Regions from separate parts of the Homo sapiens genome. Here region 2 is linked to region 1. Evidence: chromatin loops called from intact Hi-C (ENCODE). Cell type or tissue: HepG2. All regions are shown on one strand. Each heading gives the region's core, and the rest is flanking DNA. Links, peaks and the distances in the headings are about the cores only.

Region 1 (15,881 bases), core at 4,240-12,239:
GGCTGACAGCCAGGACGTGGGTTTTCACTGGGAGTCATGGGTGTCTGTGAGGCTGGATGACCTTCCACTTCCTACTCCAGGTCACTTATTTCTAACATTTGTCATCATGACCCAAATCTAACTTTAAAAGCATTCTTCCACTTAATGAAGCTCCAGTCAGAATTTATGACTTAATTTTTAGAGAAGTTTTAGGTTCACAGCAAAATTGGAGAGGAACATGCAGAGATTTCTCACGTGCTCTCTGCCTCCCACCCCCAACACACGCACAGCCTCCCACATGATCACATCCCACACAGAGTGGCGCATCATTACGCTTGATGGACGGACACCACCACTCCTTCATCACCCAGAGTCTGTGGCCTTCGTTAGGGTTCACTCTTGTACATTCTCACAGGTCTGGACAAATGTATTTTGCCATGGATCTACTGCTACAGTACCATACAGAATAGGCTCACGGCCCTAAAAATCCTTTGTGCTCCTCCTAATCGTCCCTCCCTCCCCGCTACCCTGGCAATGATCTTCTTACTATCTCTACAGTTTTGCCTATTCCAGAATGTCACACAGTTGGACTCACACTGTACGTAGCTTTCAGACTGGCTTCTTTCACTTAGTCACAGGTATTTAAGTTTCCTCCATGTCTTTTCATAGCTTGAAAAGAAAAAGCACATTTCTTTTTAGTGCTGAATATACTTCATTGTCTGGATGTACCACAGTTTAGTTATCCATTCTCCTACTGAAGGACATCTGGGTTGCTTCCAAGATTTAGCCATGATGAATAAAGCTGCTATAAACTTCCATGTGAAGGTTTCTGTGTGGACATAATGTTTCAATTCCTCTGTGTAAATACCGAGGAGCACAATTGTTGGATCATATGGTAAGATTATGCTGAGTTTTGAAAGACACCGTCAAACTGTTTCCAATGTGGCTGCCCCCCGCCATAGATGAGAGTTCCGGTGGCTCCACATCCTCCCCAGCACTTGGTGTTGTCAGTATTCTGGATTGGGGCCATTCTAAGAGGTATACAGTGGGATCTCATTATTTAATTTGCATTTCCCTGATAACATATGGTGTGGAGCATCTTTTCATATGCTTATTTTCCATCTGCATATTTTCTTTGGTGAGGTGTCTATTAAAATTTTTGGCCAATTTTTTAATCAGGTTTTTTTCTTTTTTCTTACTGTTGAGTTTTAAGAGTTCTTCGTATAGTTTGGTCCATTATCAGATTGTCTCTGTAAATATTTTCCTCTAGTCTGTGGCTTTTCTTTTCTTTTCTTTTCTTTCTTTTTTTAGATGGAGTCTCACTCTGTTGCCCAGGCTGGAGTGCCATGGTGCGATCTCAGCTTGCTGCAGCCTCCGCCTCCCGGGTTCAAGCGATTCTCCTGCCTCAGCCTCCCAAGTAGCTGGGATTACAGGCACCCACCACCATGTCCAGCTAATTTTTGTATTTTTAGTAGAGATGGGGTTATGCCATGTTGGCCAGGCTGGTCTCCAACCCCTGACAACAGGTGATTCGCCTGTCTTGGCCTCCCAAAGTGCTGGGATTACAGATGTCGGCCACTGCACCCAGCCCTCTTTTCAATGACTTAAAAGTGTCTTTCACAGGGCAGAAATGTTTAATTTTAATGAAGTGCAGCTTCTCAATTATTTTTTTCATGCCCCATGCCTTTTGTATTATATCTAAAACATCACCATCAAACCTGAGGTCATCTAGATTTTCTCCTATGTTATCTTCTAGGAGTTTTAAGTTTTATGTCTCATATTTAAGCCTGTGATCTATTTTGAATTAATTTTTGTGAAAAGTGTAAGGTCTATGTTTAGATTCAATTTTTTGTGTGTGCATGTGGAGAGCCAGCTGTTTCAGTACCATTTGTTGAAAAGATAATCTTGCCTCCACCGTATTACCTTTACTTCTTTGTCAAGATTCATAGGCCATATTTTTATGTGGATCTGCTTCTGGGCTGTCTGCTCTGTCAACTGATCCATCTGTCTGTTCTTTTGCCAACCTATCTTGATGCCTGTAGCTTTATGGTAAGTCTTTAAGGCAGGCAGCGTCATTTCTCCTCCTTTGCTCTTGCCCTTCAGTACTGTGTTGGCTACTCCAGGCAGTCTCCCTTTCCATATAAACTTTAGAATCAGTTTTTCCGTATCCAAAAAACAACTCACTGGGATTTTTATGAGGAGTGCATTGAATCCATTTATGAATTTGGGAAGAACCGGCATCTTGACTATATTAAGTCTTCCTATCCATGAACTTGGAATATTTCTCCATTGACTTCTTTGACTTCTTTAATCAGTTTTGTCGTTTTCCTCATATAAATCTCATGCATATTTTGTTAGATTTACCTAAGTATTTAATTTCTTGCATGCTATTATAAATGGTTTTGTGCTTTAAATTTCAAATTCCACTTGTTTATTGTTGATATATAGGAAAAAAGCAATGTGAAGCCAAGCAAGGATTTTAGGCAAAGAACAGACACAGCTGAATTTTGTTTTCAAACTAGAACCCAGTTGATGTTCAGAATGGATTAAAGGAGAATAGGTGCTTGGGACAACGGGAAAATACCAACTGTTAATCCTGACCTTCTAGGGCAGCACACCAACACTTGGATGTGTATATTCATCACCTGGCGATTCCGTTACAGTAGAAGATATGCTACAGCAGGCCTGGGTGGAATCCAAGAGTCAGCATGTCCAACAAGCCCCAGGTGATGCCAATGCTGCAGGCTCTCAGACAACCCCGAGTCAAGAGGGTCTGGGGGAAAGCAGATGGGGCTCTGAGCTCAGGCAGAGACCGTGAGGAGGGGAGGATGGACTATGTTCCAGAGAAAATACACTGTCTTGCCACTCTTGTCTTTCTCCCTCACTGTATCAGAAGTAGGTCCGAAGCAGGAAGGAGGGGGACGAAGGAGTCAGTGGGAGCAGATGAGTAAAAAGCACCTGCCTTTGGTATCCTTCGTTGATCTGAGATGCATTATCCGAGCCCGGGACCACGGAAAAGCCGCCAGTTTCCCCTAACCAGTGAGATGTGCCTGCTGGATTTTTCCTGCAGCTCTGGCCCTTGACTACATCGACTTGAGGGATGCCCTTGACTGCCTGTCAGCAGGGCCTGCATCAGACGCCTCTTCTGCACCCCCTTTCTCCTTCCAAAATGCGAACATGGCTCATCAAAAGGAGCGAGAGGTGCGGGGTCACTTAAGCACTTAGATATCCCCTGGGCTCACTTCTTTGCTCTCCAAACTGTAGTTTTCTCAGCTATGAAAAGAGGGGCTTGGTCTAGAAAACACCTCTAATTGCCTTTCCATAATCCCATGACCTGAGCTCTCCCCTCAGCCTTTGAAAGCCTCCTCTTTGTTTCCAAAGATCAACATCCAAGCCATGCTGCCTGCACAGAGTCAGGTTTTCTCCGCTTGGGCTTCTGCCAGTACTGAAGAGAAATGCATGACAAGTATCCCGCCTGATAGAGGCAGGTGGGAGGGCTCTTCTAGAAGCATTCTGCTACTGTTTCTCATGGGTCATGGAGGCAGCTGGGTGGCCACAGAGGACCTGCTGCTGGATGCTTTCTCGGGTGAGCGTGCATTTCCCACCTCATGGACCTCCTTCCTTGTTCTTCTGACCATGGTTCCATCAACAAACGCCCATGCCCAGGAAGGTCGGGGCCCCAGCTTTTTTTAGGCCAAGGAGCAGAAGTCTAACACCACAGCTGTCTTGCTAGAAGATAAAGTGAGGCCTAAAAGAAGGACCCCTCTGGGGAAAATTAGGGCCCAATCCTCCTGGTATTCCTTGTTTCATTCTTTACCACAGAAAAATTCCACCAAAATTACTAATATTCATTACCATGAGTTCAGTCTCCTACAAAGCCTAGTCCATTGTGAGGTCAAATTCAAACATGTTTGTATAAACGGATCTTAGTGAGTTTTCTTGAGACATCAAAAAGGATAAGAAAAATATAATTAGAGAACTTTTTCAGATAAAAGGCATAGTCCATTCCAATTTAAATATTATCCATGTCACTCCATTCCTTTGTCCAAAAATATAAGCTGAAGCAAATATCTGCTGGAGACCACATCTAGGGGCAGGAACAGTCCTCACCAGGCACCAAGCAGGTCCCACAGTGAGTGAAGTGGGCTGTGAGCAAACAACATCATGGGCCTCAAGATCCTGCAGAGGCTCTTGGCCTCTGTGTGGAGGAGACAGAGAGGGCCTAGGGACAGGGGACACGTGGCCCACCTGCTACTGCATCTTCCCATTTTTTGCAAGAAATATGACTGGATTTTTTTTTTTTTTGAGACAGGTTCTTGCTCTGTTGCCCAGGCTGGAGTACAGTGGTGTAATCATAGCTCACTGCCGCCTAGATCTCCTGGGCTCAAGGGATCCTCCCACCTCAGCCTCCTGAGCAGCTGGAACTACAGGTGCACACCACCATGCCAGGCTAATTCTTAACTTTTTTTAGAGGTGGGGTCTTGCTACATTGCCCAGGCTGGTCTCAAACTCCTGGACTCAAGCGATCCTCCTGCCTCAGCCTCCCAAAGTGCTGGGATTACAGATGTGGGCCACCGGCCCAGGCTGGGTTTTCAACATGAAGTCTCCTAATTCAGTCTTAATGTTGGCAATTTACTTCTAATTTTTAAACACTGAGGACTTCATTTTTAAAACAGTGAGGTGTACACACCAAGTTAAACATGCGTCTGGACCAGATGTGACCCCTGAACGTGACTTTGCCACCTCTCACCCACAAAGCAGAGCCCCTTCCATAAGGAAGCCACAGGCACTTAAGGCATCCATGTGCCAACATACCGAGTTTTAAATCTGTTACAGATTTACAGACCCTTCAGTCTGGTCCCCCCGGATTAATCCAAACTATATCTCAGATTCCCCTGACAAACACCCCATTCTAATGAGGCTGACCTCCCGTTCCCCTGACAAACACCCTGTTCCAATGAGGCCGATCTCCTGGGCACCTGTGATCAGACCATTTCCATTTCCTCCTCCATCCCTTTGCTCAAATTCTTTCGTTCCTCTGCAATGTCCTTTCTTCTTCCTTAGAGTCAGAAGCACAGTCATACCCCACCTTTCTACACCATTGTCCTTGACTCCTTTGATGACTGTGTCTTTTATTATTTGCACCACACAGTTTAGCATGGAGTCATGCACGGCTGCTTATTGTGAGCTAGCTGTTTCATATGTACTCCTGATGAGGCTGTGAATTCTGGAGGGAAGAGGCCAGGTCTTGTTGGCTGTTCACAAGATTTCTTGTGTTTTAGGGTAATGGGAGTCCGTGTGCACCATAAGCTACAAAGACACCCAGGACATTGGCCACAAAACACACTGCATTAATTGATACAAAACAGAACAGCCAGGCAGGGCCCAGTGGCTCATGCCGGTAATCCCAGCACTTTAGGAGGCTGAGGCAGGAGGACTGCTTAAGACCAGCCTGGCCAACACAGCAAGAACCTGTCTTTACAAAAAAAAAAAAAAAAAAATCAGCGGGGTGTGGTGGCGAGCACCAGAGTCCCAGCTACTCTGGAGGCTGAGCCACAAGGATTCCTGGAGCCTAGGAGATCAAAGCTGCAGTGAACCAGCCTTGAGCTCCTGGGCTCCAGGGATCCTGTTGTCTCCGGGCCACAGAGTGAGACATCTCTTAAAACAAAACAAAAAACAGAGCCACCACTGTGAATCTGGCATTCCTCATACTGGGAGAAAGAATTGTTTAACCTAAGTGAAAAAGATCTAGTGAGGAAAGTGCCAAGCACAGACTGAAAACAGCAAACTTAACGTTTGCACCCTTGAGGCTCCTGTCTGCTCCACTTCCCTCTGGAGTCACGTCAACACTGGATGTGACTAAGGCTTCTTTGGGTGCTTCCCAGCAATCAAGAGGAGCCACCCCAGACCCAGGGCAAGCACCCTCAGGCCCCAAACTGTGGCTCCTGGGAGCCCATGGCATTTGTCTATGACCCATAAACCATCTTAACCCCAGATAAGCAGGACTCAGCTCATGCTAAACCATGAGGAATCCTCCACCAACCCCAGCACCTGTAGCCCCTGGGCCGCACATTTCCTGGGTCAGCCTGAGTCCTCTCTAACTGCCACCCAAAAATCCCGAGTCAGACATAGCCATCCTAACCTCGGGAGACAAAGACCTTTTGTTGTTTGTTGTTGTTGTCTTTGAGACAAGGTGCCAGGTAGGTGTGGGGTAGAATCAACTCTACTTCTGGAGTCTCCAGACACTCTCATGATCTGCACCTGTGGCCCCTCTCCCTCTGGCCAGGCACTGGCTTCACTTCCATCCCAGTTCCTCTGCTCCCCTGCAGACCATCCTCTGGGTCCAGGAGGAAGGGAGCAAGACCCACCTGGCCCCGAAGTCCTCACTGGGGTATCAGGACTGCTGCACTGGCCACACCATCACTTTCTGTCCTGCATGGAGGGAGCAATGGCTTGGATCTGCACCCAGTGGGCTGGAAGCCGCTTCCCAATGTTGCTTCCATTTGAATCTGACACGTGTCTAACTCCTGAGGTTGGGATGGATATGTCTGACTCAGGGTTTTTGCAGGCTGACCTAGGAAATGTGCAGCCCAAGGGCTGCAGGGGCTGGGCTGGTTGAGGATTCCTCACGGCTTAGCGGCTGTATTAGTCTGTTCTTACACTGCTATCAAAAATACCTGAAACTGGGTAATTTATATTAAAAAAGAGGTTTAACTGGCTCACAGTTCTGCAGGGGCCTGTACAGGAAGCATAGTGGCTTCTGCCTCTGGGGAAGCCTCAGGAAGCTTCCAATCATGGCGAAGGCAAAGGGGGAGCAAGCACATCTTAATGGCTAATGCAGGAGAGAAAGAGCACGAGGCGGGTTCTGCACACTTTCAAACAACCGAACCTCATGAGAACTCACTACCACGACAACAGCACCAAACAGATGGTGCTAAGTCATTCACAAGAAACCACCCCCATGGTCCAACCACCTCCTACCAGACTCCACTTTCAATGCTGAGGATTACAATTCAGCAACAGATCTGGTGGGACACAGAGCCAAACCACATCAGCAAGAGCATGGGTCCTATTTGTCTGGGGTTAAGGTGGTTCCTGGATCAGAGACAAATGCCACAGGCTCTCAGGAACTTCACTTTGGGGCCTGAGGTTGCGTCTCTCAAAAAGAAAGTGTTTGAATTTGGATCTGGTGTATAAGCCCCGCCCCTGTATAATATGTATATTATAAATATATATAAAATGTAAACGTTATATATATATATATATATATATATATATATATATATATATATGAGATGGGATCTTACTGTGCTGCCCAGACTGGAGTGTAGTGACACGATCATAGCTCACTGCAGCCTCCAACTGGGCTCAAGCAAGCCTCCCACCTCAGCCTCCTGAGTAGCTGGGACTACTGCAGATGCATCACTACACCCAGCTAATTTTTACTTTTTGTAGAGACTCAAACTCCTGGCCTTAAGCTATCATCCTGCCTCAGCTTCCCAAAGTGCTGGGATTACAGGCATGAGCCACAGTGCCCAGCCCCCACTAGGTTTTTGAATCTGTCTGGCTGTGATATGATTTTCATGCAGAAACACCTAGACTATGGGATAAATGCCTACAATAAACAACTAGAGAAGCTGGAGATGGGATGAAGAATCCAGGCCACGTGCTCTTTCTTACCCTTGTGGGATTTTTGCCTGGGCAAGAAGAAGACACATTTTTAATGTCTCTGTTTTGAAATGAACATAACTCACCTGATGTATGATCTTTAGGTTATAATTAGGTTTGCTTTTTCTGTGAACTATATTCTGCCTTCAAATGCTTCAATCCATCTGATGTGCTGGCAGGCGGGGGCGGGGGGTTCTCAGTGTATTCCCATAAAGTATTTTCATTTCAGTTGAGAAGATTAATTAATGTTGACTTCTACAAACAAATGCTGTTCAGAGAATGATAATGACATACTGAGATGATGAGTAAAGAATTAACACTATCTTCTAACGTTTGCAAAAGACAGACATAAACACTACCACAAAATGTTCTCTACACATTACTCAAGAAAAAGAGGTACGTGTTTGCTCAGATGTGCTCGCTGTTAACTATGAAACCTGTCCCTTTCTACCCAGTGAAAACAAACAAGGAGTATGTTTGTGAAGCAAGATTATTCATGAGAATAGAACATTCTGCAGTGTATTAACCAGGGACCTCTGTGATGTGTAAATGAAATCATTTTATTGCACTTGACCTTAAACTGTCTCTCCGTAACCTTTCTGCCAACATTAAGGCCAAGTAGGTGCAAATTAAGGTAAGAAGACAGAGTGGATGGGAGTGGGTGGGTGAACAGGACAGAGGAGGCCGCCAGGTGGATTTCTCATTGGCGGAGAGGACGCCCAAACCCTCAGACCTGGCACCCAGCCTGGACAGGGTCGGGATCCTGCAGGCTCCACGGAGCAGCCCCTTTGTTTGTATTCTAATGTGTTTTGCAGCACAGAACAGAAGCTGCACTGTTATGCTGGAGCATTTCATGAACCTCAAGTCTTTTATCTGAAATCAAAGCTTAAATGACTTCTTTTATCTGCTGGCTCGTGGGCCAGCCCCGTCCAGTGGCTGAATGAAAAGGAGGAAGGCCAGTGCTGTCCCATTTGCAGGCTTCAATGAGCTCGACAGCCCTGGGATCTCAGAGAGCAGAGAGCTGATCTGGTTGCAGGGACTTCAAAGACAACAGGCGCAGGAGCCCACACTGCCTCAGACTGGCCATGGCCAAGCCCCGGCTGGATGGCACAATGCGAGGCCTTCCCTGACGGCCAGGCCCGTCCACCCTCGGTCTGGGGAGGGGGTTGGCTGGGAGGTGGGCAGCGTCTTCCAGTGGTGAAGATGAAGTCACCCAAACGAAACCCTTCTGCCTACAATTAAGAGTGCAGTTTCTCTGCACAGAAGGTGGAAATCGTGTTTTTATGACCAGAGCTTCCTTCTTCCCATGACTTCCCCTTATAAGATTGTGTCTTCTCTGGGAACAATTAGATATTAATTATGCGGTAAATGCTTTTTATAGTGCCAAAGATTCTATATATGCCTGAAAGAAAATAAAATAAAACAAACAACACTGTTCTTCAAGAAAAATGGAGTCTCACCGGTGAGCAATTCTTATGAAACAGGAGAATTTGGCTTGGCAGAAGCCACGGGGCCATCCCAGGTACCACTGTGAGCTGCTCCATCCTGCCTCCGGCACCTCCTCTTCACCCGGCACCTCCTTGTGCCATCCCGAGGCCGTCATCCCTCCACCCTCCCCAGCTCCACGGAGCCCTCCAGTGCTCCAGGCCACTGACTCTCCGAGTGGGTCCCTGAACCAGCAGCATCAGCATTACTCTCTGCAAACTTGTCAGAAATGCAAATTCTCAGAACACCCCAGACCTTCTGAATCTCAGGACAGTGACCGGATGTACAAGAGTTGGAGAACCAGTGCCTGGGCCTTTTCTTCCCCTCTTCTCTCCATTACGAAAGAAAAACAATGCTACATCCCTTCCAGTGGGGAGCCCATGCGCACTGTGACACGCTGTGCTGTGTGCATTCCACCGCCACTTCTGCTCAGTGTCCCGACACAGCAGACAGTGAGAGCAGCAGGACAGGGCAAAGGTACAGCCAGTGCTCACGCTGCTGTGATCTACACACAGCCTCAGCCAGACCCAGCGCATGGGTCTAACTCTCAGGTATCTATTCAGACATGGTCTCACGGAGGGCCAGGCAGCCTTGGGGCCCAATCACAAGCCAGTTAGAAAGGCCACGGAGTACAACAATCACTGGTTAATGATGTCATAACACTTTGAGTGCTGCCTACTAATTATGACATCATTAACAATCTCCAGCACTTTGCAAAGAGATCCCCAAGTTTGCTCTTTCACCCACAGTAAAGACACTCCCACACTTTGTCTACAAACGAGCTTCTTTTCACCAGGGCAGCCTGGGCGTGGAGAGGTGAATGCAGCTGCAGTGGCCGGTGGAGAGGGAGAGGGCGGTTACCAGGGCCACAAAGACCCCTGCTAGGCATTGCGTCCTAACAGGGGTCTTTGTGGGCACTCTGCTTGCCCAAGACACTGGGGAGAAGTGGAAGTTGAGAGCAGGGCAGCGCATGGGGAGTGAGGTCAGTGCTGTGTGTGGCTGAGGAGGGTGGCTGGGATCTGGGGAAGCAGAACTGACCCCAGCAGACACCCTTGCACCCTCATCCAGGCCCATACCAGAGCAGGAAGGCGGGAGTGCCATGACCAGAGGGTCAGCGATCCACTTCCCGCAACACATCCCAGCATGTGCCTCTGACTGACAGTGACTGACTCACTAACTCAATCAACAAACATGCCTAGAGCTCATACTAGATGCCAGACAGGGGCAGGGTGACTTCCTACACATCTCACAGGGCTCAGGGCTCCAGGACATTGGCTATTTTGCTGTGGCAGACATGAATTACGTGCCACAAGGATGGTGGCCAAGTGCTGGGTTGGTGAGGTGCCGGCGGAAGGATGAGAATCCACATCTCAACCTGACAGTATGATTTTCTAACCATCCTTATACACACTTCCAAAGTGCTGAAAACTTTATTTCCTCATGAAACACAACCATTCATGAGAGATTAAACTTGCAGGTGAGAAAATACGCAGGAAACACTTATTTCTCTATGAAAATATGAGTCTGAAGAAAGTCAAGAGACTCTACAAACATTTCTGCAGCCCTCTATTGGAGATTTGCAAAGGTCTGCATGTGCACCCCTTTGGATGTCAAGGGCTTACTGAATACCATTTCCACACGGTCTATCGCTATGTCAAAGGGCAACTGCTCCACCATCATTTCTGATCCACAGACCTGTTAGATGTTAGTCTGGAGAAGGAGAAATAAAACTCAATGTTGTTAATTGCACTCCAAATAGTCCCACGATTTTTTCTAACTTTTTATTGTAGTAAAATATATATAACAAATGTTGCCACTTTAATCATTATTAGATTTATTTTTAGAGATGGAGTCTCACTATGTTGCCCAGGCCAGCCTCCAAATCCCTGGCTCAAAGAATCCTCCCTCTTCAGCCTCCCAGTAACTGAGACACAATTCAGTGGTGTTACTAACATTTGCACTGTTGTGCAACTGTCACCACCATCCATTTCCAAATCTCTTCCCTGAACACAAAACTCTGTAACCATCAAGCAGTAAAGTCTCAATTCTTCCCTCCTCCAAGCTCCTGGTAACCTCTAATCCACTTCCTGTCTCTCTGACCTTGTGTATGCTAGATATTTCATATAAGCAGTATCATATATTTGTCATATCTTATATTTTAGTCACTGGCTTATTCCACTTAGCATAATGTTTTCCAAGGTTCATCCAAACTTCATTCCTTTTTATGGCTGAGTAATATTTCATCACGTGTATATACCACATTTTTTATCTCTTCATCAGTTGATAGACTTGTAAGTTATTTCCACTCTCTGGCCATTGTGAATAATGCTGTAATGAACAGTGGGTACAAATATCTGTTCCGGTCCTTGTTTTCAATTATTTTGGTTGTACACCTGGGAGTGGAATTGTTGCATCATATGGTAATTGTATGTTTAACTTGTAGAGAAACCATCAAACTGTTTTCCATAGTAGCTGCATCGTTGTAAACTCCTATCAGTAATAAAAAGGGGTTCCAATTTCTCCACATCTTTGCCAATGCTTGTTATTTTCTGATTTTTAAAATCATAACCCCTCTGGTAGGTGTGAAGTGGTATCTCATTGTGGTTTTGATTTTCCTTTCTCAAATAACTAAGAATACTTGGTATGTTTTCATTTGTTTATTGGTCATTGCATATCTTCTTTGGATAAATGTCTATTTAAGCCCTTTGCCCATTTTTGTGTTTGGTTATTTGTCCTTTTGTTGTTGAGTCTTTTAGTAGTTCTTTTTTTATTATTATTATACTTTAAGTTTTAGGGTACATGTGCACAATGTGCAGGTTAGTTACATATGTATACACGTGCCATGTTGGTGTGCTGCACCCATTAACTCGTCATTTAACATTAGGTATATCTCCTAATGCTATCCCTCCCCCCTCCCCCCACCCCACAACAGGCCCCGGTGTGTGATGTTCCCCTTCCTGTGTCCATGTCTTCTCATTATTCAATTCCCACCTATGAGTGAGAACATGCAGTGTTTGGTTTTTTGTCCTTGCAATAGTTTGCTGAGAATGATGGTTTCCAGCTTCATCCATGTCCCTACAAAGGACATGAACTCATCATTTTTTATGGCTGTATAGTATTCCATGGTGTATATGTGCCACATTTTCTTAATCCAGTCTATCGTTGTTGGACATTTGGGTTGGTTCTAAGTCTTTGCTATTGTGAATAGTGCCGCAATAAACATACATGTGCATGTGTCTTTATAGCAGCATGATTTATATTCCTTTGGGTATACACCCAGTAATGGGATTGCTGGGTCAAATGGTATTTCTAGTTCTAGATCCTTGAGGAATCGCCACACTGACTTCCACAATGGTTGAACTAGTTTACAGTCCCACCAACAGTGTAAAAGTGTTCCTATTTCTCCACATCCTCTCCAGCACCTGTTGTTTCCTGACTTTTTAATGATCGCCATTCTGACTGGTGTGGGATGGTATCTCATTGGGGTTTTGATTTGCAGTCCTTTATATATTCTGAATAATAAGCCTTCATCAGATAAATGACTTGCAAATATTTTCTCCCATTTTGTAGGATGTCTTTTTACTCTCTTAATAATGTCTTTGGATGCACACAAGTCTTTCATTTTGATAAAGTCAAATTTATCTGTTTTTTTTTCTTTTGTTGTTCATACTTTGGGTGTTATAGCTAAGAATCCACTGCCATATCCAACATCATGAAAACTTACCCCTATGTTTTCTCCTACGAATTTTATGCTCTTGGCTCTTAAATGTAAGTCGTTGATACATTTCAAGCTAATTTTTGTACCTGATATGAGATAGGGTCCAACTCCCTTCTTTTGATGCAGGAACCCAGTTGCCCCAGCATCATTTGTTGAAAAGACTATTCTTTCCCATTAAATGGACTTGGAGCCCTTATCAAAAATCATCCAATCATCCAGCCATAGCTGTGTGGATGTCCGGACTCTCAGTTCTCTTCATAGGTCTATGCATCTATCCTGAAGTCCACGCCACACCGTGTTGATTACAGTACTTTTGTAAATTTTGAAACTGGGAAGTGTGAGTCCTCTGACTTTGTTCTTTCTCAAGAGTGTGTTGGCTGTAAGGTGTGCCTTGAAATTCTATATGAATCTTAAGATCAGCTTTTGCAAAAGTGAAAGGCTGTTAGAATTTTGATAGGGATTGTATTGCATCTGTAGATGGCTTTAGGTAGTATTTATGTGTTAGCTATACTAAGTCTTCTTACCCATGAATATGGAACGTCTTTCCATTTAATTAGGTATTCTTTAATTTCTTTCAGCAATATTTTGTATTGTTTTCAGTGTACAAATCTTTCTTCCTGGGTTAAATTTACTTCTAGGTATTTTATTCTTTTAGAGCTAATTTAAATGAAATGACTTTGTTAATTTCCTTTTCAGATTGTTCATGGCACATGTATAGAAACACACTTGATTTTTGCATGTTGATGTTGTTCCCAGCAATTCTGCTGAATTCATCTATTTGTTCTAGTAGCTTTCTTGTGGCATCTCGGAGATACTCTATACATAAGATCATGTCATTTTTGAACAGGGATAGTTTTCATTCTTTTCTTTGCAATTGGATGCCTTTTATTTCTTTTTCTTGTCTAGTTGCTCTGGCTAGAACCTGGAGTACAATGTTGAACAGCATTGGTAAAAGTGGGTATCCTCTCTTGTTCCTTGTCTTAGGGTTTAAAGCTTTCACCACTGAGTATGGTATTAGTAGGTTTTTCATAAATACCCTGCTATAGACTGAATGTTTGTGCCCCACTACAACTCACATGTTGAAACCTAATTACCAATGTGAGGATATTAGGAAGTGGAGCCTTCAGGAGGTGATTAGGTCATGAGGGCGGAGCCCTCATAAATGGGATTAGTGTCCTTATAAAAGAGATCCCAGAGAGCTGGCTGGCCCCTTCCACCATGTGAAGATATAACAAGAATGTTCCATCTATGAACCAGGAAACAGGCCCCCACCAGACACAGAATCTGGTGGTGCCCCGATCTCAGACTTCCGACCTCCAGAACAATGAGAAATAAACCTCTGTTGTTTACAGGCCACCTCGTATATGGTATTTTGTTAGAGGCACCCAGCTGGACGAGGACATGCCTTTTATCTTGTTGAAGAAGTTCCTTCTATTTCTAGGTTTTTGTGTGTTTTTATAATCAAAGAAGGTTAAGAGTTTGTCAAATGCCTTTTCTGTGTCTATTGAGAAGATCTCATTTTTTTTCTTTCATTCTATAAATGTGGTATATTATATTGTTTGATTTTCCTTTTTTTTTTTTTTTTGGTGAAACAAGGTCTCACTCTGTGACCCAGGCTGGAGTGCACTGGCATGATCACAGCTCACTGCAGCCTCAACCTCTTAGGCTCAGGTGATCCTCCCACCTCAGCCTCCCAAGTAGCTGGGACCAAAGGGACCCGCCACCACCCCCAGCTAATTTTGTATTTTTTGTAGAAACAGGCTTTTGCCATGTTGCCCAGGTTAGTCTTGAACTCCTGGGTTCAAATGATCTGCCCACCTCAGCCTCCCAAAGTGCTGGGATTACAGGCCTGAGCCACCGTGCCCAGGCCTGATTTTCTTATGTTGAACAATTCCATTATCCCTGAAAGAGACAACTAATTGCAAACTATGTGTTACTATATGAAAATTATGCTCGGAGCACCATTTTAAAGATTACTTCATTATTTCATTCAAGATATATTTATTTTGCACCCAGGCATTATTTTGAGCACCGAAGGCACAGCCTGGACTAAACAGTTATCTCTGCCCTCCTGGAGTAACACTCTGAGAGGAGAGACAGATAGTAAGTGAGACAGGTAAAATATATAGTTAGTGATAAGGAAAATAATATGGCAAAAAAGGGGGAGAGAGTATGAAGAGGCTGAGATTCTAGACAAGAGAGGCCTAACTTACAGCATTACGGTTTATACACATGTCCACAACTCAGCATTGCTTTCAAAATAGGAACACTTTATTAGTAAAGAGGAAGAAATTGCCTAAACAGACTCAGTGTCTTTCCCATAACAATCATCTGCCAAGCCGCAGGCCTAACCAGGAAATCCCATTTCCTTTTGGCGTTGTGTCCTCCACCAACAGATACAACCCTGATGCCAAATGTTGTATGGTTTGTAGGTGTTGTGAGCCAATGAGGGCATGCCCAGGGCCAAAGGCTGCCCTTTGGAATGAGGGCAAGGTCGTAGACTCCATCAAACAACAAATGCATCCTCCTCCAAAATCAAATGCTCAACACATGCAGCCTTTCGTATGCCCATCTCCCCTTTACTCATTTTCATGGCTGAAAATCATCAGGATGGGCATTTGTCCATAACTCCTACAGGTTAATTTCCTGACATGATATGAGCCTTTAAGAAGTTATAAAGGGTTACATCATCTTTTCATTTCTGACACCAATATACTAACAGAACTTGAACACAGCCATCTGACCTTCAGAATCAATGAAACACGCAGCCTGAGAATAAAGAGAGGGCGTGCTGTTTGGTAACCTGACTTCAACACCTAAGCAACCACTAAGTGTGCCTGAGCCGATGCACAGAAATAAAAGGAAAATAAAGTCAGATTTTAAAAGCCAGATGTTATGCAGGTTAAACACAACCTCATTTAAATTCCGAAATCACAAGATACTTACTAACAGCGATGGAGCCGTGAACAGAGCACTCCCTGGAGAGGCCCCCATTTAGCTCTGCGGCCTCGCGCCATCGTTTCCGGTGGGC
Region 2 (15,881 bases), core at 3,554-11,553, 69 kb before region 1:
CCGTCTGGTCTTCCTGGGCCCTTTCCCAGAAGCACCTGATGGACATCCCCAGTACCTTCCATGGGCAGCACCCCAGCTGGGGACCATGGCAGCTCCACTATCCAGCGTGATTCCTCATCCTTGCACAATCTCACTGTTTCTGAGAAATGAAGACAGCTGTTTTCATTATGGTTTTAGCCTAAACAAAACTCCAACTTCTTATTAAGAATGTTTAATAAAATCAACAGGGCATTTAAACTGCCAGCAGGGAGCTTGGCAAATTACATGCTGGCATGGTGCCTCCCTCTGTGTCTGGATGCAAATATTTCTCATCTTTACACAGCTTTTCTGAAACATCATAATGCCATCTCAACCAGCCCACCCCCACACCACATGCAACTATGACTTTGTGAGGCACACACCAGCATCCATTTGTGACAAAAGCGAAATGCAACTCCCTGTAGAATCAGCTAGGCTAAGTAGCTGTTTGCTTTTGGGGAGCTGAATATTCAAGAAGTTGCTTTAGGACTCATGAAATAATTAATAGATTCCCCATCTTGAGATGGTAAAATGAAAAAAGTATTCCTTGCATTATCCCATCTCATATTTATTAGGTACAAATGATGGCAGCAATGGCCTGTCTAGAATGGCCGCTGCCATGATGCTGGCTGCAGCAGGGGAGGCATGGGTGGGGCCGTGTGCTCCCTGGAGCAGGCAGGAGCCAGGAACAGGTGGGAGCCCTAACCCTTTCCAAGTTGGTGGGGCAGGAGCCCCACTCTCCCAGGCATAGCTGCAGCCCCCCAGCCACAGCTGTGGACATGGGCATCCCTGCACCCCTGGACTCTTGGAGGCCCAGAAACCACCCCGTGCCCCAGCAGGCTTGGAAGTGCCTGCTCCCACTGCCTGGCCTCTCCCCACTCCCAGCACCCACTCCAATTTTGAAGCAAACTTGTGGCTGAGCCCAGGCACTATTACGACCTGACCAGGTGTGCACATACTTGGAGTGGCACTGACATCCCAGCCCCTTGCCCTTGGCCCCTTCTGGACTTTGGGTGCCAACAAGCAGGGGAAGGAGGCCAAGGGGGTGCTGAAAGTGGCTCAGCCTGGGCTTGCAGGCACCCCTTGGCACCAACAGCCTGGGCGCCATGAATGCCATGAACAGCAGCAGGAGGCAGACAGGCTCCTGGGTGGAAAGGGGCAGGTCCCTGGTGACTAACCCCACCTTCTGGCCAGAGTGAGAACTTACGGTGCTTTTTCCAGGCCTGCCAATGGCTGCCTATGGACCAATCAGCATCTACTTCCTCCCTTCTGAAGCCCATAAAACCCCCCAGACTCAGCCAGACTCAGGCAGATGACAAGATGACCTGCCTGCAGAGAGGAGCCACCCACTCTGGGTCTCCTCTCTGCTGAGAGCTGCATTTGTCAGAATGACCTGCCTGTGGATAGGAGCTACCCACCTCGGGACTCATGAGAACTATACTGTCACTCAATAAAGCACCTCTTTGACTTGCTCACCCTCCAGTTGTCTGGGTACCTCGTTCTTCTGGATGCAGGACAAGAACTCAGGACCTACTGAATGGTGGGACTGAAAGAGCTGTAACACAAACAGGCCTGAAACACACCCTCCTGCTTGCCATGTTGTGGGTGACAAGAAGGAGAGAAGAGAGAATGAGAGAAAAGCTGCAGCCCTTTGGGGAGCCCAGACATAGGAGGAGCTCCCTGAGCCAGGGCTGTGACACCCTCTTTGGGGCTCTGCACTTCCTAGCATTTCCAAACTTCTGGGCACCACCATCTTCCCCGGTGTCCACAGTGGAAGCCGCTTGTGGTATGCCTGGTCCAGCCACAGCAAGGAGCTGCCCACCCCATTGCAGACAGCATGCCTGGCCATGTACAGTGGCCACACTCCACGCTCACTCACTCATGCACCCCTCGCCACTCTGCACCTGGCTCGCCCTTGACAGGTGTGGGATCTGGGCCAGGACTGAAAGCCAAGTGCAGCCTGCCAGGTCGAGTGGGCAGAACGAGCCCAGTGGGCCTGAGCAAAACTCAGTCAAAGGTGCCACCGGCTACAAGGTTTCCAGCGGGTGAAGCAACACCCTAAGGATCCTGTGACACTGATACAGCAGACGCACAAAGTTAGACACTGGTGGATCATCTAACAAGTTTAAGACATTGTTTTTACTCTCAAGTAGCTTGTGCAGAAAGTTAATTTTTCAAATAGTTTTAGCTTTCAAAGAAGCCCAGAATCTGTGACTGTAACTTTAAAATCACTGGACCCTAATGGATGCTACTCGAGTAAATGACGAAGTGGTACATTTTCTTCCTTCCTACCTCAAAGGATGACTTAATGGAAATAAAGTCAGTAACAGAAAGCAGGTTAACAAAGGAAGACAGATGCACAATTCTCACTGGCACAAGAGCTCTACTTGTCAACATCGGGGCCCACTGCAATCTTATCTAGCATCAATAAATTTCAAGATGGCAAAAATTACAACAGCTGCGCAGTGTCACCTCACCAGCCAAAATGTCAAATGTTCTCATCTCAAGTGTTGTAAATGAAAAAGAAGGGGACTCCTCTGTCAAGGGAGATCAGTGAAACCCCCTCTCCAAGCCAACTGGCTTTCTGTGTGGCTATTTCATAACCTAACAGAGACACTGCCTTTCTGTGCCGCTTCATCATCTGGCAAGCCCCTCACTGATGTCAGCGACAGAATCCTCAGAGATCACCGCTTTCTCTAAGCTGAGAAAGTGGGGATGGCGGATGGGGGAACCACGTGCCCGACAGCATCAGGCCTAATGAGCTTGCATGAAGTTCCCTGCACACACGGACTACTTTTGTGCCAGGGTACTGAGTAATTCCACCAGTGTTATTCAGTGACATCACATGGCAGTAGTGTGTGGTATTTAAAAAAAAAACCACCCAGGCTGGGTAACATAGCAAGACCCTGTCTCTACAAAAAATGCAAAAATTAGCCAGGCATGGTGGTGCACACCTGTAGTCCCAGGTACTCAGGAGGCTGAGGCAGGAGAATCGCTTGAGCCTGGGAATTTGAGGCTGCTATGAGCTATGATTGCACCACTGCACTCCAGCCTGGGCAACAGGGCAAGACTCTGTCAGGCAAGCAAGAGGGGAGGGGGGAGGGGAGGCCATCTTCAATCTTTTATTGTTGAGCCACTTCAGTTAGACAAATTACTCCCGAGCAGCAGTTAGTGGTGGAGTTGGCCTGCTGGTTCCCCGGCAGAGCTGCTTCACTGAACTCCCCTCCCTTACCCCTTGACCTTCCACTTGATGAGTGACAGCCATTGGGTCCAGGCTGAATGCACCCATCTCTCCATCTGTGAACATAAACCCAGTCCCCTGCCTCAACTGTTGTTGACTTTTACCACCCACTCCCCACCAAGCAGGGGCTAAACCATCTGCCCTAATCCCGAACAGCCTCAGGCTCTCACTTCACAGGTAGGGAACTTAGGTCCAGAGGGGGAAGGTAATGGGCCTGTGATCCCACAGTTATGAACACTGCATCCCGACCCTATCCTTCACTGCTGCTGCTAAGAAACTCCCTCTTGGCTTAGGATTGAGGACAGCTCTGTGACTATGACTTCCCAAATGAAGCCCACTGACTCTCACCTGTTGGGTCCTTCCCAGCCTCCATCCTGCCCCATTGGCTTTCCCTGACTTTTGAGCTGTGGTTACATGTTCCACCCCTGGAAGGCTCCACCCCACTGTGACCTGTGCACAGCAGGCACTGAGTATGCTTGGTGTCATAAATTAGCTTGCTTGGCTCCATAACATCTCCTGTCTCTTTCCTGCCCCGCCAGTTTCCCACCCTCCTCAGTTCCCGCAGCTTGTTTGCAGCTAAGAAACCGCACTGCTCATGGCCGGCTGCTAGAAGAAGGTGTGTGTGTGGAAGAGTAACCAGAGCTACTGCTGGCCTCAGCACAGGACTCCATAAAGGAGAAAGCCATTAGTGGATCCCAGCAGGACAAGACAAGATGACACAGGATGATTCTCTCGCTGGTCAATGGAGGGCCATTGAATTGGTCTTAATCTGCAAACTTCATATTTGATCATTTTCATGTTTTCCCACACTTTAACTAAGGGCTCACCATACATTTTGGTGTTGCCAAAAGGATTCGTTGATATATAACTTGGACATAAAGATCAGAGTCCCCGAGGAGTCCCCTTTGCTTCCCTAGAGTTCTCCAGTTCCAGGCGTCTGCCCTGAACGTGCGCAGCTCAATGATGTGGTCAAAGAGGCTGGGGCTCGGGGAGCAAGATCAAAAACACGCAGCCCTTCAGAGTCCTGGAGCCATCTTCCCAGGTACTCCATCAGCAGCATCCCAGAGATCCCCTGCAATCAGCTGGGCCATCAAGAGGAGGCCACTAACACCACCCCACTCTCTCAGCTGAGGACCTTCTGGGGAGCACCACTGGATAAGGCTAGATTGCGTGGCCGTTAAAACTTTGGGACTGACTTCACACAGTGGATGTTTACATTCTAAGAAAGTTTAATGTATGTTTTCTCTAATAATACTTTCAATTATAAAAGTAATACTTGTTCATTTTAGAAAATTTGGAAAATAAAAGGAGCACATTAAAAAAAAAAAAAAAAAAAAAAGACAAACCATCACCTGCCATGACGTCTAACCTTCTGATGTGCTCCAGGGAGTTGGACCCTTTTTCCTGGCGGCAGCTGAAACGGTTGGACCTAGCCTCTCCTTGGTCTGTGCAAAATCACTATTATAAAGATGGCTTCTGTCTGTCCTCTGAAAGGTGACGGGTGTGTTCGGACTTTAGCTTCACTGTCAACAGGTTGCAGTTAGGTCTACCTGTAAGTTGTCCTCCATTCTAGCCTACTTAAGAGAAAACAGCACAGCTTCGCGAGAGCTCTGTCTCCCACACGAACTCCGCTTTCCCATCCACCATGCAGGCTGCCATCCACAGCAGTCACTGTACCAGGAGCCACTCAAGGTGAGCCAGTCCTGGGCCGACTGATGGGTTGATTTCACAATTTTCTGTCTCCTGAAAACACATCTTTGTACCCATCTTTGTTTTCTTTCTGGGTCTGTAACTGTATTAAGCTCAGGGCTCAATTCCTTCCAGCTTCAAATATTTTCCCTGCCCAGGAGGTGGGGAGGAAAGCACAGCGTCTGCTATTTATGGTGTCAAAGAAGGTTTGTTTATCCTATTAACATAATCAACAGTTGTGCCTCCATGGCACCCTAGACAAGTCCCTGGCCCACTGCAGCACTCTGACGGGGAAATCACACTCCAGGAAAACAGCCCGGAGGCAGAGCAGTGCCTCAGGCAATCAACACGTTTTTCACTAAAGTTTCCCAATCTCATTTCTGAAGGTATTTCTGAAAAGCAGCGTGGCTTCATAGCAGGCCCAGCGATGGAAACCACAATGCCAAGGCTGAAAGCCCAGAAGTGCGGCCTCAGCTTCACGGTGCCTCACCCTGTGTGCACACTGTGTGCATGCATGTGCACGTCCACACGTATGCACGTATGTGGGCCTGCACGTTCGGGGCAGGCCTCGTCCTGGTATCCCCGGGTACATACTCCATGCCAGAGTCTGTGCTGGTTTCCCTCACAGACATCTCTTTGGCTAATCCTCCCAGCAGCCCTGTTGGAGGTAGGGCTCAACAGGTAGCCCCGTTGGCGGTCGTTTTTCCTTATTGGAGAAACTGTGGCTCAGAAAGTTTCACTGACTTTCCCAAGGGCACAGAGGAGATAAAGGGCAGAATCTGGATCAGAGCTAGAGTCTGGCTGACTCCACAGGCCAGCCAAACCCCAAGTCACCAACAAACTCCAGGTGACTCCACCAATCTACCTCTGAGACCTAATGTAAGGCAGACAAAGAAAGTGAAGGTACAAAGATAATCTACAAATGCTTTTAATAGATGAGATGTTAATTTTAACAATAATGCAATCATGTAAATTCTCTCCAGTTGAGAAAGGTATTATTCTTCAATTCAGCTTGTTAAACCTCCTTCAGGATTCTAAAACCTTTTAGACTCTTAAATTGCAGCCTTCCATGTCCCTTGTCCTGCCTCCAGCACACTCTTCAGTAAACAAAAGTCAACAGCACCAGGGCAAAACTAAAGGAAGTGCTGGATGGTCTCAGAATTCAGGATGACAGTACCCGGGAGGCTCGCATGTGTGGGTGCATGCCGTGGCAGGAGAAGGCTGCAGATATAGGATGAAGATGATTTTAGGAACAGGAGCTCAAGACCTCTAGTTCCAGCCCCTTTTAGATCCCGTGGTTGTCCCAGGCCCTAAAGGGCACAAAAAGCTGACTGCTCATTTGTGGGCTTGTTATCCACACCAGATGGCTTTCAGGGGTGGATTTAGATTTAATTGGCCGGACTGAATCAGAAGAACCATGTTAAAGAAATCCTTAGGAAACTTACATGGGTGATCCCTAAATTACCTTCCGAAGAGCCATGCATGCGTCCTCTGGCTGCTCCAGGTGTAAAAAATGCCTGTAAAAAGATGGGACTATGGGCCATATTTACCACGTTTATCCAGAGAGTTGATTCTCCTTAATACCAGGAAACTAGGCAACAGCTGGAAAGGAAAATATCAGAAGGACTTGGAGGGGACACAAGCAGGCAAGGTACCTCTGTCCCTCGGTGCTGCTCACACACGAGTGGCCCCTTCTCTTTGTAAATACAGACACCCAGCAGATCTGTGCTCGAAACAGCCCTCCATGGAAGGGGAGCAAACTACAGGAAAGGGTTTATTTAAAAACACCAAGGACCCAAAAGAAAAACCAGAATGAAGTAAGTGCAGAGGAAAGTGTTCTGAGTGTGTGGAGCACCCACCTCCGCCCGCCCCGCCTCCTTATCTTCTCCCTGGATTCCTGAGGGCTGCCTGGAAGAGGATGAATGTCCACACCTCCCTGGAGGAGCCCACGGTAGGGGACGGGAGGCTGACACATAGAGAGGGCGACACAGTGCACCCAGGACTGTGACAGAAATCCATGCAAAGTGCTGAGGAGAAGCCAGCAGGTTCTGCCTGGAAGGTCGGGGATGGCTTACCAGGGAGGGGACAATCATGAGTCCTAGGCAGGAAAGGTCCTCTGGAGAGAGGAAATGGCACACGCGCAAGCACGGAGGCATGAGGGGCCAGGGTCCTGGAGGACACTGGGCCGGGACAGATCAGACTCCAGGCAAGGAGGGAGATGGCGCCAGACTGTGATCATAAGCTTCACGATGATGCAACAGCCAAATATTTACTGTCTCACAGTGGAGATTAAACAGCCTCTCCATAAAACACACCGGCTTGTTCTCTGCATTGACAGAACTTTTTAAACCATGAACTGATTCCCCAACATAAACTACACAACAGCCAGCTTTATGAAGAGAGCTGCATTGCTGTTATATAAGTAGAACTTGAGTAGAGAGTGACCTTTTTCCTTTTTTAGAATCAGGGTCTTACTCTGTTGCCAGGGCTGGAGTGCGGTGGCATGATCACAGCTCACTGCAACCTTCAACTCCTGGGCTCAAGGGATCCTCCCACCCCAGCCTCCCCAGTAGCTGGGACCATAGACATGTACCACCACACCCCACTAATTTTTTTGGGCTATATTTGTAGAGACAACATCTCACTATGTTGTCCAGGCTGGTCTCGAACTTCTGGCCTTAAGCTATCCTCCTGGCTTTAAGCTATCCTCCTGGCTTGGTCTCCCAAAGTGCTGGGATCACAAGTGTGAGCCACCACGCCTGGCGGTCTTTTTCATATATTACTCTCAGTGTGCTAAACTCCTCACACCAGGGAAGGTCCAAAGGTCATCCACACCTTCCTGATTTAGAGAGCATTTCTGAACACTGTGATTCAGAAGGGTGTCCGGAGGCATCTCAGAGGCAGTAAGTATTTTAATTATTAGTAGAAACGTGCAGAGTGCAGAACACCAGAACCAACAGTCTTTCTATGAGAAAGACCAGTTCTAGTCTCCACATGCTCATGTCTCACAAAGGAAGCTGGGACTCCCACCACCTGAGGAGACCACTCTTCACACTGTTCTTCCAGTAATCTCGGTACACACACCCAAGTGTGCACACCCTTTTGCATATATGAGCAAATGCTTCTCACTGATTGTTTTCCACTGAACAGTATAGAGTGAATTTCCTTCTGTAATTTCTTTAACCAAGTCCCTATTGTTGGCACTGGTTAATGTCAGTCCAAGTTTTCAGTATTATAATAAGCAACTTAAAGTGGACCACGCATTTCACTGCTGCAATGAGTGTCCTTGAATAGTTATTGTTGTCATTGGTCTAAACTGCTGAGGAGATTGGTCTGCACATTTTACATTTTGTTGCGTTTTCCTCCAATGTCTTCCAAAATGGCAGCACCAATTTATACCCCGGTGAGAGTGCCTTGCGGGGTCGGGCTGGCTTTGGAGGTGTGTGTGGGCCTCTGAGGGTTGCCACAGCTCTGCAGACTCTGTCTTGGAAACTAGAATGCAGCAGCCCCCAGGGGCCTCAACACTCAAGGTTTCCACCTCCACCTCCACTCAGGGACCGCTGGCAGTGCCTGCAGGAAGGGGCAGGGCTGGCTCTGCTCAGTGCCCACATGAAGGTGCCCACAGGCTCCAAAGAACCCCAGCAAGCAGGCAAGTTGCCCAGCAAGCCCAGAAGTGAGACAGGAAGAAAAACACGGTCGAGACACCCAGAACCTTCCATCTTATAACTGTTATCAGCAGACACTGATTCTCTGGGCATTTCACACCAGATCTTGCTTCTGACACGCTGTAACTAACATGCGTGGAATTTCCCTCAAATTACCTTTCCTACTGCTCATTATAATCGGAAGCAATTTATAATGTTCCTGTGAATTGCCTTGGACAGATTATTTTCCAGCCAGCAGATGTTGAAGCAGACTAATAAATAACCACTGACGAACCCCCACGGAACTCTCTGAAAAGGCTGTAAATATATTTAACAACCCCCAGCATAAACACATCTCCAGCTCTCCACCAGGATTGAATACCTTTCAGAAACTATTATGGATGTACCTGAAGAAGAAGAAGAAAAAAAGGTTATATAGGATGCATTTGGAATGCCCATTTCTTCCAGAAAAAAAATATGAGTCCCAGCATTTCCTGTTTCCTTGGCTTGCCCTTAACAACTGCAGACATCTGCAAACATTAGTGCCCTTACAAATATTGAGTCCCTGTGTTTATTCAATGGCCATTTAATTTCAGATGCAAATGTACTCTGCCTTACAGACTAAACAAAGAATTACGGGGATCTCAATTTCTTGGCCCATATCTTTTGCTAGTTTTTTTAAAACTTGTATTTTTTAAAAAAGACAAACACAGATAAATTGGGAAGATTTGGCATGAAAACAAACCAAACAAAATATTCTGTTTTACTCAACCTCCCTGGCATCTGGCTGCGTAACTTCTGACTGTGGACTTTCCTCATTTCCCTGTTCTTGGGCCAGAAGGAGCTTTGGCATGCGGGTGACCCTGGCTCCATCGGCCCCAACCCTGGGGGTGTCAGGGCCTACAGGACTTTGCCTGTGGGCTGACAGTGGTCTTCAAGGACCCAGGTGGCCATAGCCAGCCCAAGGCATAGCAATGTGGCCCCATGTCAGGACATTTGTCTGCCAGCACCTGTTTCTCCCTTCCAGTGTTGACATTGGTTACACTTCTTTTTTATGCACTATGGGTTTCTTTTTTGAAAGAAGAATTATAATTAGACAGTGAATTCTTTACCTGTTGAATGTGCTTAACCCAGGATGCAATTGAGCAAATATGAAAATATCAATCCTTACATTAGTCCCATTAATTTCAGATGTCATGTCTTTCCTCCCACCAAGACACAGTGATCATGATACCTACTTCATTTGCTTCTCCCATTTGGGCAAATAAGAAAGCACAAATATCACAACAGTGATAAATACTAAATAGGTGCATGGAGTCAGATAGCCACCTTGAAAGAGGAGGAAAGGGGGTGGAAAATAATCTATGTTTATCCACAAAAACATAAAAGGGCTTTCTGTAGTGAAGGATACTAAGTCAAGAAGAGCTTGCATCTGTTTTTCCTATTGGCAAAAGAGAAATACTAGCTTTTTCGTGCTCTGGTTCCTCCCTTGAACAGCTCTTTTTCTATGCAAATATAACAAAAGGAAATTGAGCTACGTTTAGGGACTGAGCAATTACCTGAATAACCTCTTCCTTCAGCTAGCTGGTGTTCAAACAAGCACACAGTTGCTCCCTGACGTGGGTCCTTGCGCTCACACAGTCACATGCTCCCCACCCATTTCCTGGACCCCATGTCTCCCCAGAGGTCTCGAAATAAAGCATTGCAGGGAAGGCATAAAGATGATTTCCTAACAAGCTTTTATCACTCAAACAAGCCTATAAAAGCAATCACTCTACTCTGAGAAAAAGAGTACTTGGCAGAAACTACTTCTCTGTTTTTTCTTTGTAACGAGGGGAGGGGAATTAAAGCCAAAATCAAAAGTTACACCAAAGGAAACTGAATTTCTCATTAAGAGCCAAGGAGGTACAAAAACACTAACCCTAATTTCCCTCCTAGGGACAAATAAGAGAAAGATTACTCATCATTTCTTCAAAGACATCATTAAGCAGATAAACTCTAGAGCCATAAGCCCTAACCAGAGCCTGACTTCCCTGAGGAAGGCTTATTCCCAGTAAGAGTCATAAGGCCAGGCACAGTGGCTCATGCCTGTCATCCCAGCACTTTGGGAGGCCAAGGTGGGCAGATCACTTGAGGTCAGGAGTTCGAGACCAACTCAGTCAACGTGGTGAAACCCTGTCTGTACTCCAGAATACAAAAATTATCTTGGAATACTGGCATACACCTGTAGTCCCAGCTAATGGGGAGGCTGAGGTGGGAGAATCGCTTGAACCCAGGAGGCGGAAGTTGCAGTGAGCTGAGATTGTGCCACTGCACTCCAGCCTGGGCAAGACTGAGACCTTGTCTCAAAAAAAAAAAAAATCATAGACATCAAAATTTTAAATGAGACTCTTCACATCCAAGAAATATGTGAATGGAAAGCTGCATTTTTTTCTCTCATTTATACTCTACTATCCCATTCTTTAAAATGGGTGAAAAAAATATGGGGTAACCTGGAAAATATTTTGAATTGAATCACAGTAAAAATAAAACAATTAAAAATTTGTGAGATACAGCTAAATTGGTGCTTACAGGAATGTCTACACCTTCAAGTGCTTGTGTTATAAAAGAAGACATAAAATCAATTCTCTAAATTCTCACCTTAAGAAATCAGAAAAAGAAAAACAAACTCCAAAGTAAGTAAATGGAAAGAGATAATAAAGATAAGAACACAATTCAATAAAAAGTAGAAAAGTAATAGAGAAAAATGAATGAAGAGAAAAGCTGGGTATTTGACAAGATCAACAAATCTGATAAGTTCTCTAGCTAGACTGGCAAGAAGAAAACAGGGAAGACATAAATTACCAAGATCAAGAACAAAAGAGGAAATACCACTACAGATCCTACAAATATTAAAAGGCTAATAAACAATATTATAAATAATTTTGTGCCAATAGATTTAACAAGTTAGATGAAAATGGACAAATTTCTTGAAAGATATAAATTATGATAATGAATATAAGAAAGAACAGAAAAACTGAAGAGCCCCGTATCAGTTAAATAATCTAAATAATAATTAAATATCTCCCTTTTTCTCTTTCTTTCTCACACACACACATACACACACACACAAATTCCAGGCCCAGGTGGTTTCTCTGATGAATCCTATTAAATACAGTTATGTGCCTCATAACAATGTATTGGTCAATGATGGACCACATTTATAATGGTGGTTGGAGCAGCAGGCTATACTGTACGGCAGGGGTCCCCAACCTCTGGGCTGCAGACGAGTACCGGTTCATGGACTGTTAGGAACTGGGCCGCACAGCAGGAGGTGAGCGGTGGGTGAGGGAGCATTATCTCCTGAGCTCTGCCTCCTGTCAGATCAGCAGCAGCATTAGATTCTCACAGGTGTGTGAGCCCCATTATGAACTGTGCAGGTGAGGGATCTAGGTTGCATGCTCCTTATGAGAATCTAACTAATGCCTGATGACGATTATCTGAGGTAGAACAGTTTCATCCTGAAACTATCCTCCTGCACACCCTCAGTCCATGGAAAAACTTGTCTTCCATGAAACCGGTCCCTGGTGTCAAAAAGGTTGGGGACTGCTGCCATATACCCTAGGTGTGCAGTCAGCTATACCATCTAGGTTTATGTAAGTACACCTACCCCCTTCTGTAAGCAATGCATGACTGTATTTAAAAAGGAAATAATACCACCTTATGCAAATTATTTCAGAAAATAGAGGAAACAGGACAATTTCTCTATTCATTTTATGAACCAATACTACTCTGATACCAAACCAGATAAACATATCATAAGAAAGAGAAGACAACAGACCAATATCTCTAATGAAGCCAGATGCAAAAGTCCTTAGCAAAATTTTAGCAAACAGAATCTAACAATATATAAAAGGAATAATACATCATGGCCAAATGGGATTTATCCCAAACATGTAAGGTTGGTTTAATATCTGAAAACTTAATCAATACAATTTATTATAATTACAGAATATTTGAAAAAAACATATAATCATTTCAATAGATGCAGAAAAAGTATTTGACAAATTTCAACATTTACTTATTGTAAAAACTACCAGCAAAGTAGGAACAGAAGGAGACTTCCTCAATCTGATTAAAAGTACCTACAAAAAACATACAGCTCATATTACTACTCAGTCATAAAAAGCTCTTGCTTTTTATCTTACATGAGGAACAGAGTAAGCATGTCCTATTTTTTTAAATGCTTTTATTCAAGTTTGTACTGAAGGTTCTGAACAGTGCAGTAAAGTAAAAAAAAAAAGACATTAAAGGCATACAGGCTGGGAAAAAAAGATGTAAAACAGCGTCTCTGTTCAAAAGATATGACTTTATGCCAAGAAAAGTCTAGAGAATACACAAACGAGCTACTAGAACAAATAAAGGAGTTTAGCAAAGTCACAGAATACAGGGTTTATGTACACAAATCAACTGTATTTCTTTAAACCAGCAGTGACTTAAAATGAAAATTTTAAAATACTTTCATTTACAAGAGCATAAACAATTCTTAGGAATAAATTTAATGAAAGGTGTGTATGGCCTGTACACTGAAAATTATAAAAGGAAAATCAAAGACCTTAGTGTATGGAGAGATATACCATGTTAATGAATTGCGAGATTCACTATTATTAAGATGGAAATTCTTCCTAAATTAATCTTTCAATTCAGTGCAGCTGCAATTAAAATCCTAGCATACTTCTTCGAATAGGTGACAAACTAAATTGAAAATTTCTATGTAAAGGAAAAGACCTAAAGCCAAAATAGTCTTGAAAAGGGATAAGGTTGGAGAACTTAACCTGATTCAAGAGTTCCTATTAATCTACAGTAATCAAGAGACAATGATATTGGTATACAGATAGACCTACAGATCAATGGAACAGAATAGAGACTCCAAAAAGACACTCAATGTTATACGGTCCTTTATTGTTTAATGAAGGTACTAGGGTAATTCAATGGGGGAAAAGATGGCCTTTTCACCAAATGGAGCTGAAACAATTGTATCTTTATTTCAAAAAGTGAACTTGACTCTTAACTCATACCATATCCACAAATTAACTTGATAGGATCATAGAACTAAACATAAAAGCTGAAACTGTTAAACTTATAGAAGAAAACATGGGAGAAAATCTTTGTGACATTAGGTTGGGCAAAGATTTCTTAAACAGGACATGAAATCCACAATTTATATAAGAAAAATTATGAAATGGACCTCATACAAATAAAAAGCTCTTCATCTTTGAAAACAGCTAAGAAAAACAAAAAACAAACCACAGACTAGGAGAAAATATTTGCGGAAAATATATATCTAACAAAAAGTTTGTATTCAAAACATATATAGTTTTCTTACAAATCAATAGACAACCCAATAAAAAATGTGCAAAAGATTTAAAACAACATATCACAAAAGTAAAGACACAGATAAGCAAGAGGGACATAAAGAGATGCTCAACATCACTAGTCATGAGGGAAATGCATATTCAAACAACAGTAAGATGCACTACACAACCACCAGAATGACTAAAGGTAAAAGGACTGATAATATCAAGTGTTGATGAGAATGTGGCTCAATCAGAACCCCCATTCATTGCTGGCTGGAATACAAAATGTTAAAGCCACTTTGAAAACCAGTATAGCGTTACCCATTAAATTAAACACATATAACCCGGCCAGTCAACTCTCAGGTATTTAACAAAGAAAAATGAAAATATATGCCCACACAAAGACTTCTATGTGAATATTCACAGAAATATTATTTCTAATAGCCCCAAACTGGAAACAATGAACAGTTCCGTCAATGGATGAGTGGATGAACAGAGTAGGGTACATCCACACCATAGAACACTACTCAGCAGTACAACAGAATGAACCATGGAAACACACCATTATATGGATGAGTCTCAAAAACATAACCCTAAATGAAAGAAGCAAAACTGCAAGGATGACATAATGCATGTTTCTACTGTACTATATTCCAGAAGAGAAAAAAGTAGAGTGACAGCAGGTCCGAGGTGGCCTGGAGCCTGGGGTCGGGACTGGGGACTGGGTATCAAGGAACATGAGCCAACTTTTCAGGGAGATAAGACTGTTCTGTGACTGTGGTGTAGATTATGCAACTGTATGTCGTTACCAAAATTCATCGAACTCTTCACCAAAAGTGAGTAACTTTCACAGTATGTGAATTCTACCTCAGCAAAGCATACAAAAAGATGTCCCACAATAGATAGCAAATATCAAACATGAGTATAAGAAAGTACAGGGCACACCAGACAAATGCAGCCTCTCTCTCTTCTATGTGTTTATTTTGACTTTCTTTTTTTTTTTCTTTTTAGCAACAGGGTCTCTTCAAGAAAGATTATAAAGCCTTTTCGTCCTCTTTCTTAAAGCTTTCCTGTTGCAAGGTATGTTCCTTCAAACTGCAAAGGAATTTAAGAAAAACAACTCATTCAGTTAGGTTAAAAATGTAAATTAACATTCGTGTTTATGGGGGAAACACAGGGTGATTTAACAACAGGTCCCATTAAAAGTTTAGCCAGTTTTCTGAAAATAACATTTGACACATGCAGAGCATCTCCAAGAAGGCCAAATACCAAACGTACTCAGGCTGTGCAGTGAGCTCATTAGCCTTTAATTTAAAAAGTGTTGATATATTCATATGCAGGCCACATTAAAGAAAAAAAGTGAGAGTTACAGGGAAGTGCAGATAGGCACTGCCTTGAACCAATCGCCTATGAAACCTAAACAAGGTGGCAAAGTACAAAACCACCAGGAGTTTTTGTGGCAGAAGTGAGAAGGATATGGCTGGTTCCAACAATTCATAGGAAGCATCAGAAGGCAGGCAGCGTGGAGTGCCAGAAGACACACCTGGAGATTATTCCTGGGGGCTTAATGGGAAGGCAAGAGCTTCACGACCCTCTCAAGTTAAAATGCAATCTTAAAACTGCATTTTACATTGATGCATTTCATGGCATCATTCTATTTCACCTTTTGTCAAGTAGGAGAGCTGGGCAAGTCTCCCCGGTCCTTTACTGTTCAGTGAAAGGCACATCAGAGTCAAGAGAGAAACTTAAAAGTCCCTTTAATTCCCAGAGCAGAACCTTATTCACCTATTGAAGTAAGCCATTAAACTCAATTCAAAAATACCCATCTCATCCCTCCTTCTAACTATATACATAATGTGATATGTTTTAAAAGGCCTAAATGTAATTCAGATACATGGACTACTGCTTCATGGTAAGATTCAGTACATAATCACTTCCAAAACATCCATGGTA

What was found. A loop is a pair of places that touch in the nucleus more often than their neighbours do. Peaks named below come from ENCODE experiments on the same cell type or tissue, not always from the same donor. Only the 100,000 strongest peaks of a DNase experiment are listed, where the experiment ranks them.
Region 2: a loop joins it to region 1, with 3 times the contacts of the local background. A loop is called at or near these places in 6 of 110 quality-filtered maps.

Annotation. Positions count from the first base shown.
Region 1 is chr18:13,465,027-13,480,907 of GRCh38, reverse strand. All of the region lies in intron 4 of LDLRAD4 (low density lipoprotein receptor class A domain containing 4), which reads right to left. LDLRAD4-AS3 (LDLRAD4 antisense RNA 3) reads left to right here and starts at 9,890. Exons shown (of 2, transcript XR_007066301.1): 1 at 9,890-10,114; 2 at 10,610-10,881. RefSeq lists enhancers at 5,883-6,382, 6,383-6,884. In HepG2, for the core only: no CTCF peak of the experiment used is centred there; DNase peaks (open chromatin) are centred at 5,677, 8,617 and 9,577; H3K4me3 peaks cover 1,293 bases.
Region 2 is chr18:13,533,603-13,549,483 of GRCh38, reverse strand. All of the region lies in intron 4 of LDLRAD4 (low density lipoprotein receptor class A domain containing 4), which reads right to left. Among named protein-coding and RNA genes, the nearest start is that of MIR4526, 70 kb to the left of the region's middle. RefSeq lists enhancers at 490-1,439, 6,551-7,072, 7,073-7,596. In HepG2, for the core only: no CTCF peak of the experiment used is centred there; DNase peaks (open chromatin) are centred at 4,963, 7,233 and 7,763; H3K4me3 peaks cover 1,506 bases.